Regions from separate parts of the Homo sapiens genome. Here region 2 is linked to region 1. The links are chromatin contacts, found by POLR2A ChIA-PET in ENCODE. All regions are on one chromosome and are shown on one strand. The core of a region is the stretch at or near the end of the contact, and the rest is flanking DNA. Distances in the headings are between cores, read along the strand shown.

What was found. ChIA-PET counts read pairs that join two places held with the same protein, here RNA polymerase II (POLR2A).
Region 2: POLR2A ChIA-PET joins it to region 1 with 13 read pairs in PC-9. The contact joins the promoter of SEC23B here to the promoter of CDS2 in region 1. POLR2A ChIA-PET finds 5 or more read pairs at or near these places in 2 of 52 experiments (PC-3 and PC-9).

The regions. Positions count from the first base shown.
Region 1 is chr20:5,122,385-5,129,665 of GRCh38, reverse strand. It overlaps CDS2 (CDP-diacylglycerol synthase 2), which reads right to left and starts at 2,658. Exons shown (of 13, transcript NM_003818.4): 1 at 2,517-2,658. The coding sequence starts at 2,573. It also overlaps a transcript of PCNA not described here. RefSeq lists enhancers at 1,820-1,909, 2,486-2,987 and a silencer at 2,250-3,169.
Region 2 is chr20:18,504,881-18,512,161 of GRCh38, reverse strand. SEC23B (SEC23 homolog B, COPII component) reads right to left here and starts at 4,222. Exons shown (of 20, transcript NM_006363.6): 1 at 4,190-4,222; 2 at 1,106-1,340. The coding sequence starts at 1,326. It also overlaps the pseudogene RPS19P1. RefSeq lists enhancers at 3,952-4,001, 4,352-4,681.

The sequences.
Region 1 (7,281 bases), core at 1,409-3,908:
GTTTGAGGCCAGCCTGACCAACATTGAGAAGCCGTGCCTCTACTAAAAATACAACATTAGCCGGGCATGGTAGCACACGCCTGCAGTCCCAGCTACTCGGGCGGCTGAGGCAGGAGAATTGCTTGAACCTGGGAGGTAGAGGTTGCGATGAGCCAACATCATGCCATTGCACTCCAGCCTGGGCAAAAGAGCGAAACTCCCTCTCAAAAAAAAAAAAAAAAATTAGCCGAGCGTGGTGGCGGATGCCTATAGTCCCAGCTACTCAGGAGGCTGAGGCAGGAGACTAGCTTGAACCTGGGAGGCAGAGGTTGCAGTGAGCTGAGATCGTGCCACTGCACTCCAGCCTGGGCGACAGAGAGAGACTCCGTCTAAAAAAATAATAATAATAAAATCCCATACATGACAATTCAGTGACAATTGAGAAGTTCTGAATAATGGGGTGAGGAACTGATTGTCTTGTTCTCGGTAATGAACATCAGGCTTTTAACAGAGTGCATAGCAGCTGTCTTTTAGGAAACAACACGCCACAAGTGGACCTCATGACCCCAGGCATTCTGTCACTGTATAAGTGATATAAGTGCACCTCTAGCTGGACAGCTCCTCAGGTCCTCCCAGTCTAAAGTACAGGATGTGAAAGTAAGACGGTTCAACTCGCACTTTATCTCTGGGGGATGGATCCAACGAGTCCGGGAAGGAGGGTAGAATCTTTATGTTGCATCTCATAATCCCAAGGTTGTTTTTTGACATTCTAATTATTGTACATAGTTAGCTTTTCAAAAACATGGCCCACCAGCTATCATGCCTTCTTTCTTCTCTCTCTCCTCACACCTTCTAGGTCCACAAAGTCCCACTAACATCAAGCATGATCTCACCCTTAAACAGAGCTACAGAGCCTCCAAACATCTGCATACTCACCAACTAGTAGTACAAGGTAAGTCAGAATTCTTTCAGGCTGAACCAGGATAGCCAAATGAAAAATTAGAGACTTCAAAGTATCTTGTCTCTGCAAGCGACTGCTAAATCCTCAGCCCCAGCCCTAAATGTTCTCCAAAATATGTTTTTGTTTTTGTTTTTTGAGACAGGGTCTCAAACTCCTGGGCTCAAGCGATCCTCCTGCCTCAGCCTCCCTAGAAGCTAGGATTACAGGCGAGCAGCACTGTGCCTGGCCAAAATATATGTTCTAAAAATCGGTAGGAACAGTTCTCTTTGGATAGTCCACTGTCAACTGCAATAACACGAAAGTTGTTTAAAAAAAACCCATGATCTCATTATCTTTCACCAAAAACATTCCTCCTAGTGTAACTGCTCTGTTGACATCCTGTCACCAAATCTTGTGCTTTCTTCCTTCTGGGTGTCTCCCTAATGTCCGTTGCGTCCAGTCATCAAAAAGTTACAGGCTGCATTAGGGGAAGCCGTGAGCCTGGTGTAAGGCAACAGGGATTGGTGGGAACCGATGATCCTCAGCTCCAGCCAACCATTGAGCAGGTGACAAAGTGATGGTGGACCCTCCAATTATCTAAGACAGGCAAGAAATTTAGATTGTTAGGAGAAACTTTCTGATTTTTAAGGCAATATGTGGGCCAAAGAAAACATCTACAGGTCACTCATGGGCAATCCCGAGTGAACCAGGCTCCCTCAGTCTGGTCCAGGCTCCCTCAGTCCCTTCTACACATCACTGTCTGATCAGTTTCCCAAACACAGGGCTCCTGATCACTGCTATCTCGGAAAGCACAACTACTGCTACAAAGTCCTATACTGCCATTCAACCTCCACAGTAATAAAACCAATCCCTACCTTCCTTAACTCCCCTACACAGATCTTTCACTTCACCCAAAGGAGTCCACTCCCCCACCCGTCACCCCCGCCACTGTCCCCGCCAAGATGGCCTCCTTCCTACTCTCCTCCCCTACCCACCAGAGCCCACACGGTGCAGGAAACAACCCATCAACCGGGAGGACGCCCTCCAACACCTGCTGATGACGGACTGGCTCACTGGGTAACACCCCTTTGCTCAAAGCCGATGATTTCATGCCCAAGAAGGGATTTACATCTCCCAGGAGGCAAATGCTATGGCCTTGTCCTGATTCCCCCACCCCCCAAAATAATAACATTGTAAAAGGGAACGGAGAGCCTAAGTTGCGCTCAGAGGAGCCGCCTCCCTAAGAAGGCTCTGCATATCTTCACCTCCAGGAAGGCCTCACGGAGTTGGGGGAGAGGGGAGTCCCCGCAGCCAGCCCAGCGAGGCAGGAGGCCGTGCGCCACTCCCGAGAAGCTCCTTCCTGCGCCCCGGGGGAGCCACTTCAGTCAGACCCTGAGCCGGGACCCCGACCCGCCGACCCCTGACGCGCGCGCCGCGAAGGCCGGGCACCCGAGGGCCCTTCGCGCTACCCGGGCCCGGGGCCGCCGTCGGCTGCGACAAAGGGTCAGAGAACAAGACGACCCCTCTGCGCGCGTCCCCCGCAGGCCTCCCGGATGCGCCGCTGTCCCGGCCGCGCCCACCCCGACGCTGCCGCTACCTTGTCCTCGGGTGGCGCAACCGGCTCATGGGCCACCCTCTGCCTCAGCTCTGTCATCCTGGGAAAATCGGCCCGACGTCGCCGCGAGCTAGCAGCGAAGCCGCCGGAGCAGGCAGCTCGGCGCGGGCACGCGCGGACTCCCACGGCCGGCCCCGCCCCGCCCGGGAGGCGCGCGGCTCTGAGCGGCTCACAGTTCCCTTAGCAGCCCAGCAGCCAGCCCTGGAGCTCGGCCCCACCCAGTGCCGTCACCGCCCTTTCACCCGGGCCGAGCGGGGTCAGCCTTCCCTAGCCCCGACCCGAGAGCTCCCTCTCCCGGGAGCAGGGCTCGGAGCGAGTGCGCACGCGCAGCGCCACCATCACGGTCCGGAATATCCACCAATGGCGCAAATACGCCAGGGAGGCAGGGCGACGGGGGCGGGGCGGGGCGGAGCAGAGTCGAGAGGCGCGCATTGGACGGCAGCGTCAGGGGCGGGAAAAGGCGTGCGTTTCAGTGTGCGATTAGCCAATGGGAGCTCCCGCTTAACCGCGGATGGCCGGAGCTGGCGCCCTGGTTCTGGAGGTAACCGGTTACTGAGGGCGAGAAGCGCCACCCGGAGGCTCTAGCCTGACAAATGCTTGCTGACCTGGGCCAGAGCTCTTCCCTTACGCAAGTAAGTAGACGTTATTTAGGTCGAATGGAAAGGCCAGGTGAGCCGACCTGGTTAAGAGCATTTTATCACTTATCACATGATGAGAAATGAAACCCACGCTTCAGTCTGCTTTGCTTTGCCAAGCGGTCGCTAGTACTTGTTAAGCACTAATTGTATACTAGGCACTGAGCTGAGTAATCGCTTTAGTTGGCTTATCTCGTTTAATCCACACATGGCTTGGAAGTGGGTATGATTTGAATTTTACAGTTAAGATCTTCCTCAGTGGTTTGTTTGTTTGTTCGTTTGTTTGTTTGTTTTGTGACGGAGTCTCGCTCTGTCGCCCAGGCTGGAGTGCAGTGGCATGATCTCGACTCACTGCAACCTCTGCCTCCCGGGCGCAAACAATTCCAAGGTGCGCGCCACCACGCCCGGCTAACTTTTGTATTTTTAGTAGAGACGGGGTTTCACCATATTGGTCAGGCTGGTCTCGAACTCCTGACCTCAGGTGATCCGTCCGCCTCCGCCTTCCAAAGTGCTGGGATTACAGGCGTGAGCCACCGAGCCTGGCCCTTCCTCAGTTTTTCAAATTTGTCTTCTGGACTATGGAAAGACCTTTTTTGGGACAGAAGTGCTGTCTACTTTGTTTACTGTGCATCCTCTATGTCTTTGACACATCCATTGTAAGTACTTGTTGGATGGATTTAAAACTTTTAAAAGGACCTTAGCCAAGGTCTCCCAGCTAGAAAGTGCCTAGTAAGAATTAGAACACAAACAGGTTTGTTACCAGCCCACACTCTAACCACCATACTATACTGCCTGCCTGCATTTATTAATACTTGTGTTGCTCCAGCATTGCCTTTGGTGTTTCCTGTTCTTTCTATTCACTGCCCTGTAAGTGATGTAAAACACATATAACACTGCGTCCCCAACTTAAGCATACTGTAATCTCACAATGAGACACTTGCACACAAAAGAATTGCAATTTCGTTTTTTAAAAAAATATAATTTTACATTTTTCTTCTTTTCAATTTTTAAATTTTAATTAATTTATTTCTCCTTTTTTTAGAGACAGGGTCTCACTATGTTGCCCAGACTGGTCTTGAACTCCTGGGTTCAAGAGATCCTCCCGCCTAGGTCTCCCAAAGTGCTGGGATTACAGGCATGAGCTACCATGCCTGGCTAAAATTTCCTATTGGTAATTTTGACCTGAGCTGTGAGTTTTGGGGCAGGTAGTGAGAATTCTGAAAACAGCATTATATATTCCTGATTTCTATATGAGTATATGCCCGAGTAGCTTGGACTACAGGTGTGCAGCACCACACCCAGCTAACTTTTAAATTTTTGTGTAGCGATGAAGTCTCACTTTATTGCTTAGGCTGGTCTTAAACTCCTGGGCTCGAGCAATCCTCCCACATAGGCCTCCTAAAGTTCTGGGATTACAGGCATGAGCCACAGCACTCGAGCAAGATGATCTTCTAAGACAGGTGAAGATGTTAGTGTCTAGAACTTCACCTTCAGGGGCACGTAGGTATGAAAGGTCATATCTAAGTGAGTGTCATGTCAGTCCTTCTAGAAACTCAGCTGCTCCTTTTCAAATCCAGCCTAATAAAAGGAGGCTTGGAGAATCAATGCACATAAGTCAGAATTATAGAATGCACAGCATGATTACTAGGATGGATAACATGTGGTCTGAACAAACTTCTCATCCATTACACTCAGCCCTCTCAGGTTAATGGAACTCAGATCAAGTATATTCCTGAAGTCAGTACTGTGTGACGAACAGGGGTCTGGTGGAAGTGATGCTAATAGGGCTTTAGGCCAGCTTTAGAGCCCTTCTCTCTCTCTCTTTTCGTTTTTTGTTTTCTTTTTGTTTGTTTTTTGTTTTTTTTTTTTAGACAGTTTCCCTCTTGTTGCTCAGGCTGGAGTGCAATGGTGTGATCTCGGCTCACTGCAACCTCCGCCTCCCAGGTTCAAGCAATTCTCCTGTCTCAGCCTCCCGAGTAGCTGGGACTACAGGCGCCCGCCACCACAGCTGGCTAATTTTTGTATTTTTAGTAGAGACAGGGGTTTTAGGTCAGGCTGGTTTTGAATTCTTGACCTCAGGTGATCCGCCCACCTGGGCCTCCCAAAGTGCTGGGATTACAGGCATCAGCCACTGCACCTGGCTCAAGAAACATTCTTAAGCATGCTTGATCTTGGTAAATGCCCCTGATTTCTTCTGTAGGAAAAAACCCTAGAGATCGAATTTCTGTGTCAAAGAATAAGTAAAATTCTAAGGCTTTTGATACACATTTCTAAGTTTCCACCAGAAAAATTATACCAATGTATACTCCCACTTGCAATGTATTTAAGTGCCTACTTCCTTGAATCCTTCCTAACACACCAGGTGTTAACATGATTTTTATTAATTTGGTAGGTTAAAATTCTGTCTCCATTGAATTTACATTTCTTTGCTTATTAATGTGGCTAACAAACTTCACGTTTATGAAGACTAGGACTGGACAGTGGAGGCCAGATACCTCTGGCTTTTTGTTTAGATGAATAAATTTTCTATTTCTCTTAATCCATTCAAGTTGAGTTCTCTGTCACTGAAACCTAAACTATACTAACCAATATAATCCTTTGAGGCATACTGAAGTCTTAAAACTTGTATGGTTATTCATTATGTTTTATGGGTTTTTTTCTTATGTTTGGAAGCCCATAGGAAGATCTCATAAATATTTACCAAAATATTTTTCCATTTCTTATTGGGTCAAGATTTGAATTTGAATTCTTTATCTAGAATTTAGTGAATAATTATTAGGAAAAGTCTTTTTTTTTTTTTTTGAGATGGAGGTTTGCTCTGTCACCCAGGCTGGAGTACAGTGGCGCAATCTTGGTTCACTGCAACCTCTGCCTCCCGGGTTCAAGCAATTCTCCTGCGTCAGCCTCCCTAGTATCTGGAATTACAGGTGTGCACCACCACGCCCAGCTAATTTTTGTATTTTTAGTAGAGACGGGGTTTCACCATGTTGGCCTGGCTGGTCTCGAACTCCTGACCTCAGATGATCCACCTACCTCAGCCTCCCAAAGTTCTGGGATTACAGGCATGAGCCACTGCGCCCATCCAGAAAAGTCTACAGCTTTTATTCTTTTCTAATAGTTTAACCAATTATCTGATCAAAATTTACTTCATTCTTTCTCCCACTGATCCAATAGTACCTTTACTAGATGTTAGAGTAGCCACTTAAAATGTAAATTGGATCACATCAAAGATCTGCTGTTGACCACATTCCCTTGCACTTTTAGAGAGCCTACAAAGTCCTGCAAGAGCTCACCCCAGCCTCTCTGCAACCTCACCTTGCACCACTCTTGCTTCAGACACATCAGTCTGAGTTCTACATCAAACTTGTCTGAATATATTCCAAGTATGCTGACCTTTATAATCATGCTATTCTCTCAGCCTAGAATGCTTTTTTCCAACTCTCCAAGCAGCTGTCTTCTCTGATAAGATGCTACCTCCTCAGAGAGGCCTTCTCTGACCACAGTCATAGGCATGTTTATGTCCTCATTTCAGTTTAACATAAAATTTACGTAACTGTACACCTCTTTATCATTTGACACTTTTAGGAGGACATCACTTCTGTAATAGAGCAGAAATAAACAGATTGATGTACATGGTGGATCCCCCATGGATAGAGTTTGTCATTTAAAATGTCTTCAAATCTATTACATGTAATTTGGCATTAAACCAAAATGTTATTATGTAAGCAGACAGAACTGAAACAGAGTAGTGGAGCATATGCATTTGTTTTTAGTGAAGCAAATGTTCCTCACTGGAGGAAGGAACACATTCCACATTTTGCAAAGGAACTGAGATTTTAACGGACCCAAGAAAGGAAAAGAACCACAAACAGATGATGCTGTATTATGTTTTGATATTGAGATGTATGCAAATGGGTAGTCCATCACACATAAAGCAAGAAAGTGCCAACATCAAAACTTACAAATGAGTAGCAGAGGCTTGCAAGAAATTCCAGAGACAATAGAATAGCACTATTGAAAAATACTGCATCATCAATACCCTTGACAACACAGAGTAGGATATTATACAGAAAAACAGCAGAATCAGCAACTAACTGAGTGGAGAAACAGTA
Region 2 (7,281 bases), core at 2,973-5,472, about 13 Mb before region 1:
TTAAGGTAGAAAGCGTTCATTTGTAAATTTCAAGTTCAGTAAATCACACAAGTAAGTGTTTCTATGTGTATGCATAAGTATGAGTATGCAAAACGTTCACCGCAGTTAGAATTCTGGCTAAGTACACCACAATTTCCATCAAACAGCCACAGTGAAGAAATACTAAATCTTTTTCTCTTTTCCAATTTCCTAATTTTTTAAATGTCATGATTTATATAAATTATACATTATTTCTCTCTTGCCTTTTATCTTAACATACTCTTCATGATTTTTTTCTAACATCTTTATTGTCCGGCTATGTGAAACTACTAAATTCCAACATTAAAAGCATATTTCACACACAGGAAAATGCTTCTAGATTTTTAACCTGACTTAGCCCATTTTAAGAAAAGTTGGGCAAGCACATTTCACTTCCTCAAATTGGTTCAAGATAATGCTTCAGTTACTTTTCCCTTATTTTCTACATTTAGAAAATTAATAACCAGTGGCTATGCATTCACATATGGGCACATTAAATAAAAGCAATGAGAATGAAGTAAAAAATGTTCCCTCATATAAAAATTTTATGACACTCTCTACCTGTTTAAAAATCATTTCAAATAATGCCCACATTTAAAAGAAATAGGTCACTATCTCAGGCACAAAAAAAAAAAAAATTACACTTAACAAATTGTTAACAGTTAAAATTTCTTCTGCCTGCTACTTCTCCTTGCCATATAGCATCACTGTACCCGGGAAGCATGAGAAGACGGTCTAAGCTTTCGAATTCTTCTGGGAAATTACTTTAAGAGGAATCAATAAAGTCTACAGTTAAGCCAAAAGCAAACTGATTATCAGCCAAAAAAAAAGTGAATTACAAATCCTCTCCCTCTACCTCTACCTCATTCCTGTAAGATTCCAATTTTATCTGGAATTATCAGGCCAGGGAGATTTCTACAAATATTCACCACTTACTACTCACCACAAGAATCGTTTAGGAGTCTCATCATCTACTACTTATCACAAATTTGATGACCTGCCCAAATTTAATGACTTTTATGAGCATCACATAAAATTCATAATATATTGTATTTATCATTTTTACCAGTTTCAAAAGAATCCATACCAAAGTGGGTTGAGAACAGCTTTACAAGTTGGCCTGCTGCAAAGCACAGGTTCATATTGTACAGGAGGTAGGTCTGGACGTTCTTTCAAAGGAGTAAGGAGACAAGCCAGGGGTACAACCATTCTTGTAGCCTCCAGCCGGCTGGAAGGCCACACGTTCCAACTAAAACGCACACCATCCCGTTCTTCATTCTGCTGGATGAACTCCAGGTATGTCGCCATAGTCTAAAAGGGAACTGAAGATAAAACTTTAATTACCTTAATGGTATGTGAAATTCTGAACTAAATGTCAAAAAAAGAAGATGGGTCATGTAACACAGTGTTTCTCTTTTTTTCCCATCTCAGCTCACTGCAGCCTCCACCTCCCGGGTTCAAGCGATTCTCCTGCCACAGCCTCCCAAGTAGCTGGGATTACAAGCCTGTGCCACCAAGCCCGGCTAATTTTTTGTATTTTTAGTAGAGGCAGGGTTTCACCATGTTGGCCAGGCTGGTCTCAAACTCCTGACCTCAGGTGATCCACCCGCCTTGGCCTTCCAAAGTGCTGGGATTACAGGCGTGACCCACTGTACCCGGCCCAACTAACACAGTGTTTCTTAAATACTTGGGAAGAACCTGTTGCTGTAGAATGACAGTATTTCTTTTCCATCTGATACCCAAAAGTCAGTTAACCGCACAGTTATCATTGATCACTGCTCCTTTCTCACCTCTCCTTTCAAGCACTTAAAAATAAATCAAAGGAGTGGGAGGTTTACAATCACCTGATCATCTCCAAACTACATGTAGTTAAACACTACTACTTCAAACCTCCTCACAGATCACACGTCCTATCAGTCAAGCCAATTTCAGCCCCTTGCTCAAGGGTAAGTCTTGAACCCTGTTTCGGCATCCAACTATCTTCCTCTCTAATCTCCTTCCTTTCTTCCTCTATTAAATTTTACATTCCAAGTGATTTTTTTTTCAGTAGCGGGGGGGTGCTCATTCCCTTCCGCACTTTGTTAACTTTGGAGAAAAGAGCTGGATACTGATCTTCAAGTTTGGTTCATAATGGGAACCAGTTTTGAGCTAAATTATTTCTACTTGGTATTACCAAAATTACTATTATGCTGAGTCTCACCAGAACCTCTTTCCTCACCACGGTTGCTTATGTTCATGCCTTGACAGGCTGTGGTCAAGGCCAGGTGTGGTGGCTCACACCTATACTCGCAGCACTTTGGGAGGCTGAGATGGGCGGATCACGAGGTCAGGAGTTCAAGACCAGCCTGGCCAACACAGTGAAACTCCGTCTCTACTAAAAATACAAAAATTAGCCAGGTGTGGTGGCACGTGCCCATAGTCCCAGCTACTCAGGAGGTTGAGGCAGGAGAATCGTCTGAACTCGGGAGGCAGAGATTGCAGTGAGGCGAGACAATGCCATTGCACAGCCTGGGCGACAGAGCCAGACTCTGTTTCAAAAAAAAAATGAAGACTGTGGTCAGTAAAACTGTCCTACAGGCTAAACTCTCAAACCCAGATGATCCCAACTTCATTGAGTATTTATACATCCTGTTCATATCCTAAAATCTAGGGTAACACACAACTCAGCTATTGGGGTTCAAGGGAACAAGCCCCTCAAGAAAAGTAGTAAAAAGGCAAATTAAAGAGTCTATCAAATTAAAGTGGCCTCTCGCGCCCACTTCCTGAATATGGATAACAACTGTCTGTTATTTTGGGAAGTACCATACTGTAAATAATTTTGATTAAGGCAATAATATTGCATGGCTAGAAAAGCAAATGAATTACTCTACTACATAAAGCCCAGAACACAAGAATTCCAATGTTTGCTCCAACTGAAACTCTAAGAAATCTGTTTATTTCTGGCAACGGCAAGAACCTGAAGCACTGTGTGCACAGGAAGCACTCTGGAGCTTCATGGGAAGCAAAGGGATAACTAAAGTCGGAATGAAAGCAAGTTCTATCACAACTCTCAGCAAGTATGTCAGCAGATTTCATTAAATAACCGTCTCTCTCTCAAAACGTTCTTTATTAAAAGGCACTGGCGGCCGGGCGCGGTGGCTCACGCCTGTAATCCCAGCACTTTGGGCGACCGAGGCCGGTGGATGACCTGAGGTCAGGAATTCAAGACCAGCCTGGCCAACATGGCAAAACCCCGTCTCTACTAAAAATACAAAAATTAGCTGGGCGTGGTGGCAGGTGCCTGTAATCCCAGCTACTCGGGAGGCTGCGGCAGGGAGGACTGCTTGACCTTGGGAGGCATTGGTTGCAGTGAGCCGAGATCACGCCACTGCACTCCAGCCTGGGCGACAGAGCGAGACTCCATCTCAAAAAAAAAAAAAAAAAAAAAGAAGCTACTGCCTCCATCTAATGGTTTCCAAGCATGTACAGCCTAAGACCTGCTCCCTCCTTTTCCTACTGCCTGTTTCCCTCACCCTTCTAGGGTCTGGATTCTTAGCAGTGGACACATAATCCAAGGGGACTATAGAAGGTCCACTAATCATCTGAAGTTATGCGCATGAGGGAATATGCCGTTTTTCTAGGGAGATGGGTCCATAGCTTTTACCAAAGTATCGGGGAAGGTATCTGAAGAGGTAAATAACTGAAAGTATGAATTAGTGAATGAATGAAAGGCCTGGAAAGATAACAGGAGAATATGCCAAAAAATCTGAACCACCCTTATCGCGCCAACTCGTAACTTCTCAGGACACAGTGACCATGTGTATGTAAGAATAAGTGAGGTTTAATCCTTGAAGGGAGTCCAAGGACCTGGGTTCCAGTTCCAGCTGTCATGAAGCAAAAGTCGTTTCACTTGTCTGAGTCTTGAGTTTCTCAACTATAAAACGGGACTTGGGTCCTTCCAGGTGTGCGCACTCCGCAATTCTGGGGAAACTGGAGCCAGAAATCGGTCCCGGCCTGGTGCGGGACGACATCCGCAGGGGACTCCCGGATCATCCATTCCCCCGCTACCCTAAACTGTCAAGAAAAGGCCTCCTCCCAGAAGCCGCTCACCTCGCCCCCGGCAGAAACTCATACCCGTGCCCTCGGCCCTCCGTCACCTATGCGCCCCGCTCACCTGGCCGGAGCCGCTCACCTAGCTAGAGCCGTCCTCACCCACAGCTGCAACAAGCAGGCTCCGGCTCCCACCGCCAAGTCCAGCTCAGCTCTCAACCGATTGGCCAGCGCCCCAGCGCGTCATGCCACGGCGCTGTCCACTGGCCAATCAAAGAGCGCTTCTCCGACGGACTGGAGGAAGCGAGAGACTCAGAGAAGCTCTGCCACCATCTTGGAACAGGGCAAGACAGGTGTATGTCGCACTTCAAAACGAGAGTTCCTCGGAACACGTTTCCCCACCCCTAAACGTTTCTGTTTCAGAAAACCCCGGCGCCTGCCGCACCGTTGCCTAAGCGCAGCCAGCGCTCCTCAGAGGTTCGCCCTGATACAATATGACATCCGCTCGTCTCAGTGGGAAGTCCCGCTGATCGCCTTAGCTACCGGAAAGCGAGAACGATGACGTATGCTCGCGGAACAGGGAGCTGCACTGGTTGGAAGAAACTAAGGCTGCCGGAAGAAGGCATTAGCATGCGGAAGGGGCGGGGCGGGTGGTGAGCGCGGCGGCGCTTACGCACTTGCTGGTTTGGGAGTCGGTCTCTGTGGTTAAGTTTGAAGTACAGAGGTGTGGTGGTGCTTCACGTTACAAGCTCTCCTACCGTCGCTTGCTGTAATGTCTTGGCGCTCTCAGCGGAGGCTGGCACTAGCGCACAGTCCCTGTCATCCTTCTACATGGAGATAAATAATTGAGAACTGTAATATTCAACCATTTTAGGAGAGTAAGCTTAGAAATACATGGAACATAACTTTCTTTTAAAAAATAATTCCAACGTTTAGATTTAGGGGGTACACTGCGTATTTGTTACCTGGCTATGAGGTTTCGAATTCGAATGAGCTGGTCACCCAGATACTGAGCATAGTACCCAAGTTTTTCAGCCCCTCCCTGCCTCCCTCCCCACTCTAGTAGTCCCCAGCGTCTATTAATGTCACCTTTGTGTCCATGTGTGCCCAATGCTTAGCTCCCACTTTCAAGTGAGAACATGTATTTGGTTTTCTGCTTCTGCGTTAATTCTTTTAGGATCATGGCCTCCAGATGCATCCATGTTGCTGCAAAAGGCGCGATAGAACACAACTGTATAAAGCCACCACAACCATTTTTACACACGCTGACAAGTGGCAAACATGAACACATCATTACTGTGACTCAGAGTTGTAGTCTCTGTAGCATATAAAAATAAGCAAAACGATGTAAACATAAAATTATGCAAGAACATATCTAGGCATCCAAGAAGTATCCATTAATTAGCTCAATTTAATACTAAGTTTTAAGTTATCTACAGATCATAGAAATTATTAATAGTTTAAGGCACAAAGAAACAATTACTGTTAAATGTGAGAATGATTCAGTTTTGTTGAACAAATTCACATTTTTCAGGATCTTAAACAATGTAATGTTAATATTAGCTTATCAATAGTAAACTTTTATAAATTTAGGAAGTTCAGATTAATTATTCTCGGTAAGGAAACAAACTCAAAATGTACACATGTATAATACTTAACACTGAGAAAAGACATAGCTGGGATTTTTTTTAACCAAAACTTAATATTATTCGCCAAAGATTTGCCTTGATTATTTGAACCTGGATTCTTTCTGTACTAGCAATTTCTGTAAGAAAGATTGTTATAGGACCATCAGGTTCGATTGTCCATTGTGCGGTAACAGAAAGAATAGGAGTTGCAGCAGATAAAGAGTTCCATAATCAAGTGGCAGCCAAATGAGGAGACAAGAGCAATCCTCAAATCCACCTCCCCAAGAGATTAGAGATGGCATTTTTAAGAAGTCTGGAGGGGCAATGGGCTAAAGTGTGGGGATTTCTGATTGGTCAGGAAGTGAGAGGTGAAGTCATGGGACAGGGAGATGAAGAAACTTCATTCCAGTGTTGTTTCTTGGTGGAGGTCTTTATTTATTTATTTAAAAAAATTTTTTTTTTGTAAAGCAGGGTCTCACTTTGTTGCCCAGGCTAGTCTCAAACTCCGGGCTTCAGGCGATCCTCTCACCTTGGCCTCCCAAAGTGCTAAGATTACAGGCGTGAGCCACTGTGCCCTTCCTGGTGGGGATCCCTAGACAGTTTGGCATCAGCTGTTTTGTGGGAATTCAGGATCTGAAAAATACCTTAAGCAATTCCTGGGTACAAAGAGCTAGTGTCAGAGATTCTGTGGATAGGAGCAATCAGGGAGTAGGTGATCAGTGTGCTGCAAGGCTTTTGGTTAGTTAGCAGCTGCAGGGAAGTGAATTGAAGGGCACCAATGCACCCTGGTCAGTGCCTAACTAACCTGCCTAAAGGCTGGCTTGTAATCTTGTTAACCCTGTCAGGATGGTTTCAGCATTTTTAAGAAATTTTGCATGCATAAGTTTAATTTACTTATTTTCTGGAATTTTAGAAATAATTGATTTACATGTGTTTGTTTCCATAAGTGAATTATAACAGAGCTCCTTTAAGACATGAAATAATATAACTTATTAAAACTTTACAAAGGTAGTAAGATTTTTTTACTCCCACAACAAGAGGGGAAGGCCTTTGTTGATTACAGCCGGGAAGACACATAGACACATAGCATATAGCTTTGGTTCTGCAACTTTGGCCACAGGTCGAAAGTAAATTCAGAAACATAAAAATTCAGTGGACTAGATAACAAAAAGCTGTTCTCCTTCCCAATGGGCATGGAAGTCTTAACTGATTTGAACTCATAAGTAGACAAAAAGGCAAACAAACAAAAAGACTAACAAACCAGATTTTTCATCATCTCTTATCCAAAAGAGAATAGATCTCTAAAAACTATTAATTCACTTAAAGAGATCACCAAATGTTCAGAATGTAAAACCTAGTTCCTAATTTTTTTTTTTTTTTCTGAATGAGGCAATGTATTAACCCAGCATGGTTTGTTCCAATGCTTCTTGTTGGCAGCTGCCACCTGTCCGGCAATTCTGCCCAGATCTCTCTGTCCCTGAGGTGTCAGTTTGCGGCCCCCATCTTGGTCCTTTTCCACCATTTTCAGCCCCTCCAGGGCTTGGAGGACCCGGCGGAGGACACTCTTGAAGCCTCGGCCGAAGTGGCTGGGCATGACGCCGTTTCT